2 separate regions of the Mus musculus genome follow, and region 1 is linked to region 2. A link is a loop called in an ENCODE intact Hi-C map of the cell type or tissue named here. Cell type or tissue: heart. All regions are shown on one strand. Each heading gives the region's core, and the rest is flanking DNA. Links, peaks and the distances in the headings are about the cores only. Region 1 holds the start of Gm31128 (a long non-coding RNA gene). Region 2 holds the start of Zfp369 (zinc finger protein 369).

Region 1 (10,368 bases), core at 695-8,694, 940 kb before region 2:
ACATAAGTATTAAGACCTACTAAAAAGTATACAAACAGGGCTGGAGAGACAGCTCAGCAGTTAAGAGCACTGACTGCTCTTCCACAGGTCCTGAGTTCAATTCCTGGGAACCACAGGGTGGTTCATAACCATGTGTAATGGGATCCAATGCCCTCTTCTGGTGTGTCTGAAAACAGCTATAGTGTACTCATATACATAAAATAAATAAATAATTTTTTTAAAAATAAATAAACAAAGGTAGGTGTCCTAGTGCTGACATCAACGTCTGACTCTTGCATGCATGAAATCACACAAACATGAACACACATACACACAAACATGTGCACACGTGTGCACACAGACAACACACCACTGCATACAAAGTATAGCTCCCATTTAATGTGCACTTTTGAAGCTCTATAAAAATTTTTTAAAAAGATTTATTTATTTTATGAATATGAATACAGTGTTGCTGTCTTCAGACACACCAGAAGAGGGCATCAGATCTCATTACAGATGGTTGTGAGCCACCATATGGTTGCTGGGAATTGAACTCAGGACCTCTGGAAGAACAGTCAGTGCTCTTAACTACTGAGCCATCTCTCTAGCCCCTCTATAAAAATTTTAAAGATGTGATTAGAACTGCTAAGATGGAGACCATGTGTGCTGAGGAGTGGAGCTGCTGTACTGTAGAAAGCTTCCTTTAATGTAGGCACTGCCTCAGGGTGCCCACAGCAGCTGATATTTTATATTTTCTTCTCATACAAGCAATCCTAATGGACATGAGGTGGCATCTCAATGTGGTTTGGGTTATATTTCTTTAAGGTTATCAGTTCTGAGCATTTCTTTTTAAAAGAGTTGATTCATTATTTGTGTATCTTCTTTACAAAACTGACAATGTAAAACTCTTGCCTATTTTTGAATGGGTTGTTATTATAGGTGTGCATAAATAAGGCTTATATTTTGAAGCCCTTATCCCTTGTGTGACTCTATTTGTAGATAGGCTTGTGAGTATGAGTAATTAAGGCTAATGAGGCCACAAGGTAGCTGAATGGACTAGTGTTTTTATAAGAGAGACACCAGACAGTGCTCCCCTTTTCTCTATTTCCTTCTTCTTCTCCTCCTCCTCCTCCACTCCCTGTGAGCACAGAGGAAAGGACCCAGGGAGAGGCAGCAGCCTGAATGCCAGCTAGGAGAGAGGCCAAGAGAAACCAATCTTGTAAAACGTCAACTCTGAATTTCCAGCCTCAAAAACTAAGGACTAAGTAATTATCTGTTGTTTAAGTCATATGTCTGTGGTATGCTGTGATCTGAGCAGACTAACATAGTCATAAAGGCAAAAAAAAAAGATGAAAAATCAATCTATGTTGATCCACACCTCTTGATTTGAGGGAGATATTATTAAGACTTGAAAAGGCACCCAGCTTAGTGGTGCATGCCTTTAATTCCAGGACTTGGGAGGCAGAGGCAGGCAGATCTCTGTGAGTTCGAGGCCAGAGTGGTCTACTTGGTGAATTCTAGCCCAACCAGGGCTGTATAGTGAGACCCTGTCTCTCTCAAACAAACAAGAATAGAAGAAATTGGTGTAATTGCATATACCTATAAGCCTTGGTCTCAGGGAGGTGAGAGGGGAGGACATAATGAGACCTTTTGGATCCTATCAGGGGACATAGTGAGATAGTCTAAGGAAGGAAGTCTATGAAGAAAAACACGTGAGAAAAGAAGTCACAAATCCCCAAAGGAATATTTTATAGAACAAAGAGTTCTCTAAATCAGTAATAGATATGGGGGAGAGGGAGTTAAATGGGCACTTCTCTCCAAGTAAAAACATGCTCATTATTAAATATTAGGGGAAGGCAAATTTAAACCAAATAGAAATACTGTGAAAAAGCCTAATGTAGTAGATTAAATAGTGTAAAAAGAAGAAATAACGATATTATTGAATGCTAGTAAAGGTGTAGATCTTGGGCCAACAAGATGGTTTAATGGATAAAGGTGCTTGCCGTACAATACTATACCCTGAGTTTGATCCCTGCAACCCACTGTGGAGACAATCTACTCCTGAAAGTTGTTCTCTGACCTCTACAAGCCCATATGGATGCACCCAACCATGTATATACACACACACAATAAGATATATAATAACAATAATATATAATAATAATGATGATGATGATAAATAAAGTTAACAAAAAAGTGGCGAGTTCAGTTGGGTTTGGCAGCACATGCCTACAATTGCAGCACTTGGGAGAGAGAGACAGGAAGACCAAGAGTTCAGTCGGTTACCTGAGATCTGCCTTAAAACAAATAGACAAGCTGGGCGTGGTGGCGCATGCCTTTAATCCCAGCACTCGGGAGGCAGAGGCAGGCGGATTTCTGAGTTTGAGGTCAGCCTGGTCTACAAAGTGAGTTCCAGGACAGCCAGGGCTATACAGAGAAACCCTGTCTTGGAAAAAAAAATGAAAAAACTAAAAAACCAAAAAACCAAAAAAAACACCAAATAGACAAATATACAACTGTAAATATGCAGAGCCTTAGCATCCTTAGAATTTTCAGTGTTGGGGATGCAAAATGGCATAGTCACTTTGCAATTTAGTAAAAAGGAACAGCCAGACTGGTTTTTGTTTTATTGCTAAACTTATACTAAATAATTTATTAAAATATTAAATAATAATAATTTTGGAGACAGGTTCTATTTTGTAGCTCTGGCTTTCCTGGAACCCAGTATTTAGACAAAGCTGTCCTTGAGCTCACAGGGATCCATGTGATTCTTCCTGTGTGTAGGAATTAAAGTAGTGCACTACCACACCTGGCATCTGTTATTATTATTATTATTATTATTATTATTATTATTATTATTACATTATCATTATTATCGTGTGTGTCTGGGTGAAGATATCAGAGAACAACTCTCAGGAGTAGGTCTCTCATTCCAACATGTGGGTTCTGGGGATCAAATCATATTGCCAGGCTTGGGTTGTAAAGCCCTTACCAGCAAAGCCATCTCACTGTCCCTGAGTTGTACACTTATGAGACCCTGTAACACCACTTACTTCATATTGTTAAATCTTAGAGAATGAAAACATTCAATATTTATGGGTGGAAATCACCCACATATATATGAATAAATTGTGGATTAGCCATGCAATGATCACCATTCATCAAAGCAGCTAGCTAAAATATGAACATCATGCCGGTGGCCCACCCAGTGCAATGAGTCTTTGATTCCTGAGGCATTCACTGGAAAGGTTGCTTCAGATAGTCAATCATACTCGCAGGTCCAATTTCAGCAAAGCTTTTAATGAATCAGAAGTAATGATCATGGAAGCCAGGTGTAATGGCACACACCTGTAATCTAAGCACTTGAAGACCGAGGTGGAGGATTCCAAGTTTGAGGCCAGTCTGGGATGCCTAGCCAGACCATCGAAAACCCTGGCAACTCTGACTTGCTCCTGATTGTCAAAGAGGTGTATGGTCAGAAGGCTGCTCTCTCCTCTGGAGAAAAGTCTGATGCTGGTGGTTCCCTGCTTCCCAGTTCACAGCTCACTACCCTCAAACAACAGTGGTTATCAGGAAACTAATTTGAGAATCACAAACTCTGGCTTACAAAGCACTGGGTAGATCTGACAGGACACACCACAATTCTTTTAGAAAGCGTACCTGCGAGCTGACGGTCTCTGTGAAGACCGAGATGCCACTTTAGGCAGGTGCAGAGTTAGAATCATACCTACCCTTGAATCAGCGCTTCCTCAACATCAGCCTGTAGCCTGAGCACATCCCTCCACCCACTTGAGCCTCGCTTGTTATCCTTAATGGGGACAGCAATGCTGACATCACAGTGCTATGAAGTTTATGTAAGGCTGCCAGCGCAAACAACAGCGTGTTTTCTAAACAGAGGAGCAGTTGTCAATCAGGACTTAGGAACCTGCACAAGGTTGTTTGTAACCTCAAGTTTTAAAACAAGGCTACGAGGTCAATAATGATTAAAATCCCCGTGTTTGGCTGACCAATGGATTCTTACTGAGGAGCAGAGACGGAATTTGCTGGGAGTTTATGGCTCTGGAGCTCAGGGTCTCCAGGCGACCAGAGCCTGCAAGCCCTAGCATGAAGTCAGGCAGGTTTTGGGTCCGGCAGACATGATAGCACCCACCGCCTGAGCACTCATTTCCACCTTCAACCCCAGCGTTCCCACACTAGGGAACTGGAGCTTGTACACCCGGGCTTCCTGCTCCCGCCCTGTAGTTCGCTATGGATTCTGCCAGGTTTCAAGAAAACTGTCCCCAAACTCCATTCCACCCCAGCTGAGCATCCTCCAGGTCTCTAACACCTTGTCACAGCTTTGGACGGTATGGATGGAATCCAGGAGACCCAGTCCAGGACTGCAGCTTTGGGGGTGGGGGTGGGGTTAAGCCTGGAGCATTTCAGACTACATTTCCCATAAATCTCCTCGCCTTATGGAGGTGACCTTCAGACTTTAACCCCTCACCACTGGTCGCAAGGTGCTCTGTCTGAATACCCCCAGACTAAATTTGTGGGCTAAATTTCAGTTCTTCAGCCCACTACAACGCGTAGTCCTTCACCAAATCCAGACTGAAAAAACATAAAACAAAACAAAACAAAAACAGTTGTCAAGACATTGGGAACAAGCTGAGAAATTTGAATATGGGTTGGCAATTAGAAATTTATGGAATTAGCTGGGTGTGATGCACATACAAATGTTAAAATTAACCACAGCTTTCTGAGAAACAAGAGGATTGCCAGAAATACAAGGACAATTAGGTCTATACATCGAGTTCTAGGCTAGCCAGGGCTAGAGAGTGAGCCACAGCCTTATAAAATAAAACAATTTTAAAGAAATATTACACTTATTTTAAACCGAATTATATTAAACAATATCCTTATAAAGGGACACACAACAAAGTACTTGACATTAGAATTATCTTTGCTAATTCACTTTATAGTTTATTTTTCACAAAAACTCTTCAAAGGAAACCACAAAAAAGTGTACATTTTTCTTAAACCAAGGGCATGGTTATAGATTCACTTTTTCAGTTTTTACCTTTTTGTGTGCTTGATATTTTTGCAATTCAAAGGCAAAAAAGATAAGGATTCTTCCTTCAGGTGCCCTTTAAACTCAAAGAGAAACCAAAATAAGTATCTCATGGGAACATTAAAGTTACTTAAATGTGGATTACAAGAGGGCCATAAAACTATTTGGAACCAATATAATTTATTTCAGGACACCCCCTCCAAAAAAAAACCCAATAATGTTTTCCCCCTTAAGTCAGGGGCATATGAGCATGATAAAGCATGTGTCTGGCTGATTTTAACACTAGTTATTCCTTCTATGAGGTTTAAACTTTGGATCCTAATCACATGGAAGAAGGGAATGGGATAGAGATCTAGCTCAGTCAGTAGAGCATCTGTCTTGTAGGAAGCACTGGGCATCATCCTTTGCATTGCATGAAAAACCTGTTCTGTGGTACTGTGCTCAGGGTTTTCCCAGAATCAGGGAGATAGAAGCAGGAGGATCTGGAGTAAGGGTCACCCTCCACAATGCCCTGAGCCACATGAGACCATGTCTTTAAAAAAATAAAATAAAAGAAAGCTTTCTATTGGATGATTGTAATCCCAGTGCTGTGAGGTAGAGACATGCAGGCTCCCTGAGGCTCTCTGGCTAGTGATCCAGGCATACAGGGTGATGGCCATGTTGGAAGAAAGAAAGAAAGAAAGAAAGAAAGAAAGAAAGAAAGAAAGAAAGAAAGAAAGAAAGAAAGAAAGAAAGAAGGAAAGAAAGAAAGAAAGAGAAGAGAGAGAGAGGAGAGACAGAGACAGATATAGAGACATAGACAGAGAGAAGCAGAACAATAAGGTATGACACTCAAAGCTTTGATCTGGTCTCCACATCTGTACACACACACACACACACACACACACACACACACACACACACACACACACACAGAGCTTGTGTGATGGCCAGCATTCTAATGCTGATGCTGTCATACTAATAAGGAAAAAGAGATAAAATTTCACAATCTGGCATGGTACATTGTTGAGAAACAATGGGCTACTCAAGGGCTTATAATGAAAGAGACCTTGACAAAGAGCATGGACGTGGTTAGGTTATCTCAGAGAGGCATTCTGGCCTAGTGGCTGTGAGACCTTATGTCACTACCCAATTTGACTCAAAGAGAATAGAAAATTACCAGAACTTGGCAGAAAAGCATTGAACACAGACTACCTACTGCTCTGGCCACAGCCATAACAGCTGTCCCTCTCTCTCCTTTCAGTCTCTCAGATCCTAGCAAGCATCCTGCTCAGAGCCTCTAGCTCCCAGGCACCCAGACTTTTTAATTCCCCATATGAGTAGGCAGATATATGGGGCACATCAGACACATTAAAAAAAGGTCTACTAGTGGACCTGGGATGGTTTAGATGAGAAATATTCTCTACAAATAGGATCATGCTTTTAAGCACTTGGTCTCCAGTTGGCGGGCACTGTTTAGAGGGAGAAAGAATATGGAACTTTTTAAGGGGCAGAGCCTTACTGAAGGGAGCACGCCCCTATAGTTGACCCACTTCCTACTCTCCCACTGCTTCCTGCGTTTGGGTAAGCATGTGATCAGTCGGCTTCATGCTCTTCCAGCCATGATGGACCTTATCCAGCTGTATCTGTAACTCATAGTAAAGTCTTCCTTAAGTTGCTTTGGTCATGATATAATATGGGTACACTGTCGCTGTCTTCAGACACACCAGAAGAGGGTATCAGATCCCATTACAGATGGTTGTGAGCCACCATGTGGTTGCTGGGAATTGAACTTTGGACCTCTGGAAGAGTAGCCAGTGCTCTTAACCACTGAGCCATTTCTCCAGCCCTGCTCATTTTATTTTATCATCTCAATAGAAAAGAAACTGATACACCATCTATGTATCATGCATACACTCTTTCCCTATTGCTGGCCGGGGACTCAGAGACAGCCTTGCTGCAGGATTGACTCTTGGAGATCTACAAGAAGCAACTCCCATTTGCTTTCTGGGCCTGTCTCCCCAGAGCCACTAACATGTTGTCTGTGTGTGGCATTGGAGCCTGAACTCCGCAGAGTCTCACTGTGCTGTGATTTGCTTTTTGGCCTACGGTATTAATGACTCTTCTAATTAACTTCTTACTAAAGACTGTCTCAGTATCTCCCTTGAAACCCACATCAAAGACCTTTAAAAAAAAAAAAGGCAACTCCAAAGAGCCATGTGCTTAAGAAGAACCTTGTGATGTTGAGCTCATGGCTCAACATAGACTGCCGAAGGGATAAACAGCATGAACTTTGTGTTTGTGGTATACACAATACCCAGCCTCCTTGTGAACATTGATACTCTCCTACTCTGCCATCCTCAGATGCTGGGACGACATGCAAGCTACACCTCATACCCCCTATAATTTGTATTAGATCCTTGATACATTTCTAATTATGTTTTTCCTACACTTGAATTGAGTTGGCTCACTGAGCCATTTGTCATGTTTATTCAGATGAAGGGAACAACCAAATGGGCCCCCTTCTGCCTCCTCGGATCACAGCCTCTCAGGACCTTTTCTCACTGAATAGGACTGTGCTGCAGTAATTATCCCTTCCAAGTGACATGTCACACCTTTCAGGTATATCTACAAACCAACCTTTTCTCCCTTCTGTCAAGTGACTCTCCATGGATTGGGGAGGTCTGATGATGATGTGTGGAAGCATTGGGGATAAGTTCTGTGCAAGAGAACGCCATATAAAATTCACTTGTACCTTTGAGTCCTTGTTTTATCTTATTAATTATTGCATGTGACACAGGAAGAGCATTGTATAGTCCAATTTTTTCTCTTGAGATAGGTTTTTGTAGGGGGTTGGGCTGGTGCTGCTTAGTATTTGCATGCTGAACTCTATATTCTAATATCTGGTTGCCCCACTTATCTCTGGTTAGTTAATAGAAGTTGCTGACAGTTTAGTTAGGCAGAGAGAGGTAAGTGGGGCAAGGGTTCTAGGGTTCTAGGACTTGGGGTCTCAGGCAGGGACCATGGGGAGAATGATGATGAGGAGGAAGATGAGGAGAAAGAAGAAGAGGAGGAAGAGGAGGGGGGAAAGAGGAAGAGAAGGAGGAGAAGGAGGAGGAGGGAAGAGGAAGGAGGAGGAGGAGGGAAGAGGAGGGGGAGGAGGAGGAGGGAAGAGGAGGGAGGAGGAGGAGGGGGAGGAGGAAGAGGGAAGAGGAGGGAGAAGGAAGAGGAGGAAGGAGGAGGAGGAGGAGGAAGAGGAGGAGGAAGAGGTAGTCACCATGTGGATTGTGAGCACATGACCATGAGAGGCTACCCTGATGGAACATGGCAAGTGATATCTTGGGGATTACCACAGGGAAAATAGCATAGAGAGTTGATATCTCCCCAGCCCTAGTGCATTTAAGCTTATCATCAATCTAAAGGTTTCTGTGTCTTCTTAAAAATTAATTAATTTATTTTACATGAGTACACTGTAGCTGTCTTCAAAGAGGGCATCAGATCCCATTACAGATGGTTGTGAGCCACCATGTGGTTGCTGGGAATTGAACTCAGGACCTCTGGAAAAGCAGTCAGTGCTCTTAAACACTGAGCCACCTCTCTAGCCCTAGTGAGTCTCTATGAAGAAAAGAATATTGAAAATTATGAGAAATGTTACTGGATCTTGAATGTTTAAAGTAGAAATGACTCGGTTTCTATTTTACTCTAGTTACTCAGTGGAAGCAGCCTTAGGTCATCGGAAGCTTGACATAGTCACTCAGCAGTATTCACAAGGTGGCATTGTTATTGCCAACCTGAAAAACAAAAAAACAAAAGCTAGTTTTTGGTTCTGCTTACACAAAGTAATCCACTCCTCACTCATGCTTTGCAGAAATAAAATACCCTGGAAATTAAACTACAAACAAACATAGGGCCCTGAAGCCATACATGGAAGGATTGTCCAGATACCTATATGACAATAGAGATGGGTTTTGGGGGACTGATCATTGGGGTTTCTGCATGTTGCTTATGTGAGGTAGACAGGGCACTGCAGATGTCTCCCTCCTCTGCAGAAGCAAGCAGTCCACCCCAACCCCAGTTCTCTAGTCATGTGCTGATATCAAAGTTGATCAGAATTAATCTTTCCCATTTGGAAAAGGCGAACATGTGTCTGAATTTGCTAGACAACGTTGGAGCTGAGGTTCCATTCTCTGCATAAATCAGGCAGGGTGTGCATACCCCACCAGGGTGGCATTAGTGGTCAGCTGAGCCTCTGTCCCCATAGACTTGATAGGGAACTAATGCTCACTGAGAGGCAGTATAAAGGCTAGTTTCAAATTAGGCCTCACTCCTCCAACTCCTGTCTTCAAGACCCTCTGGGAAGCTGAACATTTTTCTTTGGCACAACAAGGAAACAGAACAGAGTTGATGTTTGGTTTGCCTCTTCTCTGGTATCAGTGCTAAGCAGAACGGACCTGACTCTCCTGTCCTTCTAGTGTAGCAATGGTCTGATCCAGCTTTCAGTTTTATCTCTTCCTTCTCCACTTGAAAGACAGTAAGGTTATCCAGGGAGCTGATCACACAATTGAGTGCAGAGTCAGTAAGGTTACTGTATGAGTCAGTGTCCCAATTTACCAGGAAGGTGACTGTGGGAGAGGGAGGGTTTGAACTTTCACCCCACCCTCTGCAGCAATGCAACATGAGTCAGGCCCATTTTTTTATTTTTCCAACCAGGATAGTTTGGAGAAGCTGAACCAGGAAGCTGAACAAACATACCTACCTGATCTTTGAGCTATACCTATTAAAGGCAACTAGAACCCACAGCCTCGCTCTGTAGGATACAGAAAAGACTGTGTTACACCAAGAATCAGCAAAATCACAAGGAGAAGGAGAAACAGTCTGTAGATAGCAATGACAAAGTAAATAAGAGAAGAAGAAGAAGAAGAAGAAGAAGAAGAAGAAGAAGAAGAAGAAGAAGAAGAAGAAGAGGAGGAGGAGGAGGAGGAGGAGGAGGAGGAGGAGGAGGAGGAGGAGGAGGAGGAAGAGGAAGAGGAAGAAGAGGAAGAAGAGGAAGAAGAGGAAGAAGAGGAAGAAGAGGAAGAAGAGGAAGAAGAGGAAGAAGAGGAAGAAGAAGGAGAAGAAGGAGAAGGAGAAGAAGAAGAAGAAGAAGAAGAAGAAGAAGAAGAAGAAGAAGAAGAAGAAGAAGAAGAAGAAGAAGAAGAAGAAGAAGAAGAAGAAGAAGAAGAAGAAGAAGAAGAAGAAGAAGAAGTTGTTTAAAAATACTTCTCAGGACCAGGAACATAGTTCAGCTGGTAGAGTGAATGCCTAGCATAGACTAAGTCCCTAGGTTGATCTCTAGTACCCAATTAAAGCTGGGTGTGGGT
Region 2 (10,368 bases), core at 1,680-9,679:
TCTCCTTTAGTTTGAATCCAACAAAACAAAGGTCAAGATGCCAAGCCTCTACAAAGCCCCATTGTATTAATATTTGAAATTTTATTGAGTCTAATGAGGAAGAGAATAAATGACACACATGGGCTTCTAATTCTGGAGCACAAGCATTTTCAACTCTGTAAGTTTACTCATGCATCTCAAAAGTTATTCTCAATAGGTCAAGAGGTTCTCTGCATGTCCCAACAAATTAACATTTTATTTTTATGATTCTACTATTAAAGGACCCTTTACCCCAATATTGTTTAAGTTACTGTAGTTTGTGCATACATGTGAAAATTAATTTATGAATCTTATGTTCTTATTATGCCTGGTTTACTTTGATTTCACTGACTTTGAAAAGTTTTCAACTGGGCTGAACATGGTGGCACAAAACTTTTATTCCAGCACTCAGAGGCAGAGGTAAGTAGATCACTGTGAGTTGGAAGCCAGCCTGATAACCATAATAAGTTCCAGGCCAGCCAGGGCTACATACTGAGACAAAAAAAAACAAAAAAAAACAAAAAAAAAAAGAAAGAAAAAAAAGAAAGAAAGAAAGAAAGAAAGAAAGAGAGAAAGAAAAATAAATCATATTGGATTTTTAAGTATGTTTTCTATTTCTTTTACCTTTCCCCCAATAGTTTTAGCACATGTCTATTTTATCTATTTACAAAACAAGAACATCTAAAATTTTTAAATCAAAACTGCTAATATTTCCTTTTGTTCTGGATGTGTATAACCATTCACAGGTATGTAATATATAAGTAAACAAGAAAAAAAAAAAAACCCCAGAAACTAGAAAGCAAAGTTTGATCCAGACTTTAGGTTCGTCCTACTGGATACAATCCAGTCCACCACCACCACTAGGAGCACACCTTAACCTTGAGAGACCAGTAACCCTGTCCACTCTAGAAATGTGGACACAATCTCCAGAACCTGCAGATGGAAGGACAGAACCAAACTCCTCAAGTTACTTCCTGTACACACTACATATGTTGTGGTGCCGAAATACAAACATGCACAATAAATAAATGTAAGCTCTTTAAAAATCAATTTTCAAGCCACTGAGATGGCTCGTCAAGTAAAACACTTCCTACTTAATCTGCCCACCTAGGTTCTATTCCTGCAACCCACATGAAGGAAGGACAAAACCAATTCCTGAAAGCTTTCCCCTGACTCCACATGTACACTGTGGTATGAATGTGCATGTGCATGCGCGCACGCGCGCGCACACACGCACACACACACACACACACATAAACACACACACACACACACTAAATCAAACAAAAAAATTAATGAACTGTTTTGGTTTGTTTGTTTTTCAAGACAGGGTTTCTTTCTCTGTGCATTCCTGGCTGTCCTGGAGCTCACCCTGTAGACTAAGTAGGCTAGGCTTGAACTTACAGAGAGCCACCTGCCTCTGCCTCCCAAAGTACTGGGACTAAAGGTGTGCAACACCACCACCCAGCTTTAACATTTAAAAATAAGAACCAACTTTTAACTGAAAAGAGAACTTGCCTCCTTAAAATAATAAAGCTCTCTCTCTATTGAACCATTGGATGATCCTCATAAACAAACTCACACTGACATCTAAAATAAAACCCGTCGGTCAATGACTATTTTCCACAACTCTGTCACACAATAATAGTCTGCCAAACAGCCAGGGTTATTTAATTTGAAATATTAAAACAGGAACCAATTACTTATTCAATGGGTATGGTCCTTCTGAAAGCTACGAGATTCTAAGGAGGGCTAACGATTTAGCTCAGTCATCGGTGTTTGCCTAATATGCCACAAAGCTCTGAGTTCCGATACCAGCACCACAGAAAGATGAGCACCGTGGCCCACATCTGTACTCCTTGCTCTAGGAAGGTGCAAGCAAGAAGATTAGGAATTCAAGGTTAACCTTAACTACAAAGTTCAAGGACAGTCTGGGATATATGTGATCCAGGATGAAATGGAATGAATGAATGAATGAAAAATTCCAAGGAAGTATTATCATAGTAAAAGTGGCATAATAATCTGAGTCAATACCAAATATAAAAATTAATTGCAGAAAAAATTAACAGGGCTAGAGAGATGGCTCAGCAGTTAAGAGCACTGACTCTTCTTCCTGATGTCCCGAGTTCAATTCCCAGCAACCACATGGTGGCTCACAACCATCTGTAATGAGATCTGACGCCCTCTTCTGATGCATCGGAAGATAGCTACAGTGTACACATATACATAAAATAAAATTTAAAAAAACATTAAGAACAATATGTAGTCTATTTTAGCCGTAAGAATAAGAAGCATGACCACAGTTAGACACAGTGTTGCCAACCCTATTTAGAAACCTCAAAGGAATACATAAACCCTGGGTTGAGAAGGATAGGTCGCTAGGCTCTAGGCATCAGTATGTCTGGATCCCAAATAAGACAAGATTACATAAATCAGAACAGAATATAAAGAGACCCTAGGAATAGAATACTAGACAGTATAAGGAACACAACAGAATTCTTTGTTGTTCTGAGCTGTCTAGAGTTACAAACATACCAAATTATGATCAGGGGCAGACTTCAGGTTCCCCCAATCTAATCTGCCAATAGGAACAAACCTAGTCACAGGTTACCTAATAACTGGCATTACCAGAACCCACATCCTCTTGATGTGTATCGTACAAATGAATCCCTGTGTGTGATCAAGCCAGCTCAGTCAGTCAACAGGGTCTCAAGGGAGGGAGTGAGGATTGAAAAGAAAAAGACAATTAGACTTAATACCACTCAAACCTGTGCAGAGGCTGAAGTGGGTTTATTTTTCTCCAGTCTGTTTTTATGCCATTCTAAGTACATGCAGAGAATAAGGTCAGTTTTCAGTCAAGGAACAAACAAGGCAATAAACAAGGTCCCGTGGTATTCAGGGACTTACAAGATGATCAAGATCTTGAGCCTACTTTCTTGTCCTAGCCCAAAGTCAAATTCTTGCCTGAGCCTACTTCTGTGTTCTAGTCTAATGTCAAATTTCTGCCAAATTCCTAGAAGCTGCCCTAAGAGCTCTCCATATGCATGGATATTTACAGTTAGCCTCCCTGGGACTGAGGGTAATTTTAATTCTCCTCATACATCTCTGATCCTCCGTGTCCCTTTGTAACTGGTCTTTGCTACTTTGTCGGTTCTCTTTTTCCTCCCATTATTATCCTTACCCCCCTTTCTACCCCCTAACACTAGACAGGAAAGGAACAAGAGTAGAGGGGAGAGAGTGATTAGGAAGATCCCCGAATCTGATTTCTTTTCTCTTGCTTCTCCTTTGGCCTCAGCTACTAACAAACTACAACCAACCTCCTCCCTATACAACCAACAACTGGCCCACCCCAGCCCCCAGCCTATCGGGCTCTAACATTTATATACCCTCTGAAAAGTTCCCAGAGTTCCAAATATAACACAATTACCAAAACTCTGCTGCAGACAGAACCGCGATTCTGCTAGAGCACAAGGCAAATAAATCATGGTCAGTTGCTTCAGGCAGTCGGAAGCAGCCCTACGTCCCTATACCCGGAATCAAAATAAAAGCACCTTCTTATAATATTTGGTTTTTTTTTTTTTCAAGAAACCAAAATTCTAGAATTTTCACTACATCCCTTCCTCTGCTGGGGAAAACTGGAGAGGACATTTAGTGTAGCCTACCATATCCTTCAAGTCCACCAGGTCTCCACACTTACCACCTAAACGTTGTAAGACCATACAACCCTGCCTAAACCATACAACCCTGCTCACTCTACAGATCTGGACGCAAACGCCTGTCCTCTCATAGAAACGAGTAAAATTTTAATTCCAATGCCTAATGGCTTTCTGTTTCTACGGTTTAGTCCTTTCTTCCTCTCCCTTTAAGGACACCGCTGAAACTACAGCACGATTGCATTCTTTTCTCCTTCCCCTAAGGAAACTCGGTTAAATGACTTTGTCTTCTCTTGCCTTCGACCCACAGCCAGTCCCCATCCGGGTCCCTCCCCTCTACACTAGTCGAGCTGTGTATTCTGTGTGTCCCCTCCTTCCGCCCTCCTTCCGCCCTCCTTACTCTGCTACAAGGCGAGCATCCCCCAGCCGATCTAACACCAGCACTTCTTCCGGTTTGTCCAAGTTCATTTGCTCCTGTTAGTGGGTTCGACTCCCTCCTAGTCTCGGTCTCTGTCCACGGAGATGCTTAGCATCTTAGTAGCCTCCTTCAAAGGCTTCATCCTAGTTCTTTAGCAGCCAGTAGCAGACGCTTACGGACTTCGGCTTAGCCTGCCAACAGGAAGGACGCCAACAGATTGCCGCCGCTCGACGTCCGCGGGGGCGCCTGGGAGTTGTAGTCCGGACCAGCGAGCCGACTCAGGGGCTAGACCGACAGGCAAGAGCCATTGTGTTTATCGCAAGCACTCGTAACGCTGCGTGAAAGCCCGTCGGGGACAACTCCTATCTTCTGTTTCATTTGCAGCCTCCGGAGTCCAGTGTCGGCTTCGTTAGTGGCTCCACTTCTATGGACCCCGGAGAAGGTGTGTAGTCGTGGGTCCGGATCCTGAGGAGGCATCCCGTTCTAGATGGGGAACACGGTTTAAGAAAACCGACCGCATTCTGGATTGGAGGACATCAACCATCCCCTCTCGGTTAGAGGGGAACCTGTTTTGTAAGCTTATGGGAGTCGGGGAGAGGACTCACTGGGCACTTGGCAATTTTGGGGCGGACTGGTTATGTCCTGCAGAGGTCGGAATATGGGCAGAAGTGGGGGAGCCACTGGGCACATTCCTTAGTGCCTCTTCCACCTTCAGGACGATCAGCATTCTGCCTCCTACCGCTAGAGAACACTGAGGACAGTATGGCTTCCACGCTTCCAACAACCTGGCCCCATGTGAGTAAAGGCTTCTTTTCAGCTTTTGTGACGGCTCAGGGGCCGGCTAGTGGTGAGATGTTTGCTCTCAAATACCCTAGAGTTACGGGAGGAGTTGAAGGACTGCCCAAGAGGGGGGTTAGAATAGAAGAAACAAACAAACCGATTTCTGAACTGGAACTGGCAAGCCAGATTGAGGCAAGCCAGATTGAAGCTTTTCAATTCAAAAACAAAAAATGTTTCTATTACATTTATTTTGTGTGTGGGTATGCACATGTGTGCTATTGCCTGCTTGTGGGCACCTTTCCGGATTGCTACCCTTCTTTCAACATGAGTCCTGGAGATCAATCAAACTCAGGCTTGGTAGCCTTTACCCACTGAGCCATCTCACCAGTCCTTTTCAACTTTTTTTTTTTTTTTTTTTAAAGCTGGGGATCTGGCCAGGCTTTGGTGGCACAAGCCTTTAATCCCAGCACTTGGGAGGCAGAGGCAGGCCCGATTTCTGAGTTTGAGGCCAGCCTGGTCTACAGAGTGAGTTCCAGGACAGCCAGGGCTATACAGAGAAACCCTATCTCGACAGAACAACAACAACAACAACAAAAGCTGGGGATCTGGTTGAGAGAAACTGACAGGTGTTAGAAGATAAGAGGCTCATGTTTAGTTTTCAGCAGCTACTTTAAAGAAGTGATAATTCAAAAACAAGAAAAGAGGTATAGATGGGAGCCAACAGTCCTATCCCCTGGTTAGTGAGAAATGAACAGGTTTTCATAGACCACAGTCTCACTTGTCCCCTGATTAGTGTCAGACCGATTTGCTCAAGGATTCAGACAAAGGAACATGAGATAAGTAAAATGTAGCTGGGTCATCTTGCTCAGCCTTTCTATTTTTCTGACACCATGGAAGAGGAAAACCTGCGGCTGAACTGCATCTTATGGCTTTTAGGAATCTGTGAAGTTTGAAGATGTATCACTGAGATTTACCGAGGAAGAGTGGGCACTGCTAGATCGCCAACAGAAGTGCCTGTACAGGGAAATCATGATGGAGAACCTCAATAACATGATTTCAGTAGGTAAGCCAGGCTCCACTTTAATAAACACTTGTTTGGGTGGGTGCAGCACGCTTTTAATTCCAGGACTTCAGAGGTGGAGGAGGATTAGAAGTTCAATGCCAGGCTTGACTCTACCTGCCCCCACCCAACTCTGACATTTTCTTTTTTTTTTAAATTTTTTATTAGATATTTTCTTCATTTACCCCTGTACCCTCCCCTCACCCTGCTCCCCTACCCACTCACTCCCACTTCTTGGCCATGGGATTCTCCTGTACTGAGGCATAAAAAGTTTGCAAGACAAAGGGGCCTCTCTTCCCAATGATGGCCAACTAGCCCATCTTCTGCTACATATGCAGCTAGTGACACGAGCTCTGGGGGTACTGGTTAGTTCATATTGTTGTTCCACCTATAGGGTTGCAGAACCCTTCAGCTCCTTGGGTACTTTGTCTAGCTCCTCCATTGGGGACCCTGTGTTCCATCCTACAGATGACTTTGAGCATCCACTTCTGTATTTGCCAGGCACTGGGATAGCCTCACAAGAGACAGCTGTATCAGGGTTCTTTCAGCAATATCTTGCTGGCATATGCAATAGTGTCTGTGTTTGTTGGCTGATTATGGGATGAACCACCGGGTGGAGCAGTCTCTGGATGGTCCATCCTTTCATCTTAGCTCCAAACTTTGTCTCTGTAACTCCTTCCATGGGTATTTTCATCCCCATTCTAGGGAGGAATGAAGTATCCACACATTGGTCATCCCTCTTCTTGATTTTCTTGTGTTTGGCAAATTGTATCTTGGGGATTCTAAGTTTCTGGGCTAATATCCACTTATCAGTGAGTGCATATCAAGACACTTGTTTTGTGATTGGATTACCTCACTCGGGATGATATCCTCCAGATCCATCCATTTGCCTAAGAAGTTCATAAATTCATTGTTTTTAATAGCTGAATAGTACTCCATTGTGTAAAAGTACCACATTTTTTTATATCCATTCCTTTGTTGAGGGACATCTGGGTTCTTTCCAGCTTCTGGCTATTATAAATAAGGCTGCTATGAACATAGTGGAGCATGTGTTCTTATTACCAGTTGGAACATCTACTGGGTATATGCCCATGAGAGGTATTGCTGGATCTTCCTGTAGTACTATGTCCAGTTTAATGAGGAACCGCCAGACTGATTTCCAGAGTGGTTGTACAAGCTTGCAATCCCACCTGCAATGGAGGAGTGTTCCTCTTTCTCCACATCCTCGCCAGCATCTGCTGTCACCTGAATTTTTGGTCCTATCCATTCTGACTGGTGTGAGGAGGAATCTCAGGGTTGTTTTGATTTGCATTTCCCTGATGATTAAGGATGTTGAACATTTTTTCAAGTGCCTCTGAGCCCTTCGGTATTCCTCAATTGAGAATTCTTTGTTTAACTCTGTACCCCATTTTTTAATGGGGTTATTTGAATTTCTGGAGTTCAGCTTCTTGAGCTCTTTGTATATATTGGGTATTAGTCCCCTATCAGATTTAGGATGGGTAAAAATTCTTTCCCAATCTCTTGGTGGCCTTTTTGTCTTATTGATAGTATTTTTTGCCCTACAGAAGCTTTGCAATTTTATGAGGTTCCATTAGTCGATTCTTGATCTTACAGCACAAGCCATTGCTGTTCTGTTCAGGAATTTTTCCTCTGTGCCCATATCTTCAAGGTTTTTCCCCACTTTCTTCTCTATAAATTTCAGTGTCTCCAGTTTTATGTGGAGGTCTTTGATCCACTTAGACTTGAGCTTTGTACAAGGAGATAAGAATGGGTCAATTAGCATTCTTCTACATGATAACTGCCAGTTGTGCCAGCACCATTTGTTGAAAATGCTGTCTTTTTTCCACTGGATGGTTTTAACTCCCTTGTAATCAAGTGACCTTGTAATCAAGTGGGATCATTTCTGGGTCTTCAATTCTATTCCATTGGTCTACTTGTCTGTCACTATACCAGCACCAGGCAGTTTTTATCACAATTGTTCTGTAGTGCAGCTTGAGGTCAGGCATGGTGATTCCACCAGAGGTTCTTTTATTGTTGAGAATAGTTTTTGCTATTCTTGATTTTTTGTTATTCCAGATGAATTTGCAAATTGCCCTTTCTAACTCAGTGAAGAATTGAGTTGGAATTTTGATGGGGATTGCATTGAATCTGTAGATTGCTTTCAGCAAGATGGCCATTTTTATGATATCAATCCTGCTAATCCATGAGCATGGGAGATCTTTCCATCTTCTGAGATCTTCAATTTCTTTTTTCAAAGACTTGAAGTTCTTATCATACAGATCTTTCACTTCCTTAGTTAGAGTCACACCAAGGTATTTTATATTGTTTGTGACTATTGTGAAGGGTGTTGTTTCCCTAATTTCTTTCTCATCCTGTTTATCCTTTGTGTAGAGAAAGGCAATTGATTTGTTTGAGTTAATTTTATATCCAGCTACTGCACTGAAGCTGTTTATCAGGTTTAGAAGTTCTCTGGTGGAATTTTTAGGGTCACTATCATATCATCTGCAAATAGTAATATTTTGACTTCTTCCTTTACAATTTGTATCCCCTTGATCTCCTATTGTTGTCGAATTGCTCTGGCTAGGACTTCAAGTACTATATTGAATAGGTAGGGAGAAAGTGGGCAGCCTTGTCTAGTCCCCAATTTTAGTGGTATTTCTTCGAGTTTCTCTCCATTTAGTTTGATGTTGTTGGCTACTGGTTTGTTGTTGATTGCTTTTATTATGCTTAGGTATGGGCCTTGAATTCCTGATCTTTCCATGACTTTTATTATGAATGGGTGTTAGATTTTGTCAAATGCTTTCTCAGCATCTAATAAGATGATCATGTGATTTTTGTCTTTGAGTTAGTTTATATAGTGGATTACATTGATTGATTTCCATATATTAAACCATCCCTGCATCCCTGGGATGAAGCCTACTTGGTCATGATGATGATTGTTTTGATGTGTTCTTGGATTTGGTTTGCAAGAATTTTATTGAATATTTTTGCATCAATATTCATAAGGGAAATTGGTCTGAAGTTCTTTTTCTTTGTTGGATCTTTGTGTGATTTAGGTATCAGAGTAATTGTGGCTTCATAGAATGAACTGGGTAGAGTACCTTCTGTTTCTATTTTGTGGAATAGTTTGAGGAGAGTTGGAATTAGGTCTTCTTTGAAGGTCTGATAGAACTCTGCACTAAACCCATCTGGTATTGTTTTTTTGCTGTTTTTTGTTGTTGTTGTTGTTGTTGTTTGGTTGGGACACTGTTAATGACTGCTTCTACTTCTTTAGGGGAAATGGGACTGTTTAGATCATTAATCTGATTCTGACTTAACTTTGGTACCTGGTATCTGTCTAGGAAGTTGTCCATTTCATTGAGGTTTTCCATATTTGTTGAGTATAGCCTTTTGTAGTAGGATATGATGAAGTTTTGGATTTCCTCAGGATCTGTTGTTATGTCTCCCTTTTCATTTCTGATTTTGTTAATTAGGATACTGTCCCTGTGCCCTCTAATTAGTCTTGCTAAGGGTTTATCTATCTTGTTGATTTTCTCAAAGAACCAGCTCCTAGTTTGGTTGATTCTTTGAATAGTTCTTTTTGTTTCCACTTGGTTGATTTCAGCCTTAAGTTTGATTATTTCCTGCAGTCTACTCCTCTTGGGTGAATTTGCTTCCTTTAGTTCTAGAGCTTCTAGGTGTGCTGTCAGACATGACATAGTGTATGCTCTCTCTAGTTTCTTTTTGGAGGCTATGAGTTTTCCTCTTAGAAATGCTTTCATTGTGTCCCATAAGTTTGGGTATGTTGTGGCTTCATTTTCATTAAACTCTAAAAGTCTTGAATTTCTTTCTTTATTTCTTCCTTGACCAAGGTATCATTCAGTAGAGTCCAACTCTGAATGTGTAGTATGTCCAAACTGTTTGTTTGGCTTAGGCTAGAGGAACTAGAGAAGAAGTGTTAAGGGAGTGTAGAGCTTGGTAGAGAGGAAAAAGGCAGCTTTTCAGTATGACTGCAGAAGTTTCATCCAAGCAATATATAAGGGTCCCTGAATACTGGGTAGAGCCAATAAGGGATGTTTGTAGCTGTAGTGACAGTTGCCTACAATTTTTATGGCACATCAAACATAAGAGATGTCAGTATCCAGCAGCTCAGGAGTATCATCAAAAATTGTGATTTCTTTGTGGCTCTTAGGAAGTCTTCTGTCCTCTCTAGTTGTTTCATCGCTGTGGCTCCAACCTTTGTGTCTACGTTTAAGCAGAAACAAAAGTTGATCGTCCTGACTAGTTCTTTCTCAACTGTCAAATTTGGCGGGGAAGCAAAACCTTTCCCAGAATGTCCCCCAGTTGACCAACCTCCATTCTTTACTTTATGGCATATTTGTTGTCAAGGAAACCCATGAAATCCAACAAAAGGAATGGACATGTAGTTGTCAATGCCCAAGACCTGAAGTCATCATGTC

What was found. A loop is a pair of places that touch in the nucleus more often than their neighbours do. Peaks named below come from ENCODE experiments on the same cell type or tissue, not always from the same donor. Only the 100,000 strongest peaks of a DNase experiment are listed, where the experiment ranks them.
Region 1: it touches region 2 in a loop (3-fold over the local background); 2 of 42 quality-filtered maps call a loop at or near these places.

The regions. Positions count from the first base shown.
Region 1 is chr13:64,340,021-64,350,388 of GRCm38, forward strand. It overlaps Gm31128 (a long non-coding RNA gene), which reads right to left and starts at 3,767. Exons shown (of 3, transcript XR_382570.2): 1 at 3,640-3,767. In heart, for the core only: no CTCF peak of the experiment used is centred there; no DNase peak of the experiment used is centred there; H3K4me3 peaks cover 1,154 bases; H3K27ac peaks cover 997 bases.
Region 2 is chr13:65,274,457-65,284,824 of GRCm38, forward strand. It overlaps Zfp369 (zinc finger protein 369), which reads left to right and starts at 4,398. Exons shown (of 8, transcript NM_178364.5): 1 at 4,398-4,531; 2 at 4,805-4,884; 3 at 5,806-5,932. The coding sequence starts at 4,516. In heart, for the core only: a CTCF peak has its summit at 4,800; a DNase peak (open chromatin) is centred at 4,305; H3K4me3 peaks cover 2,547 bases; H3K27ac peaks cover 1,766 bases.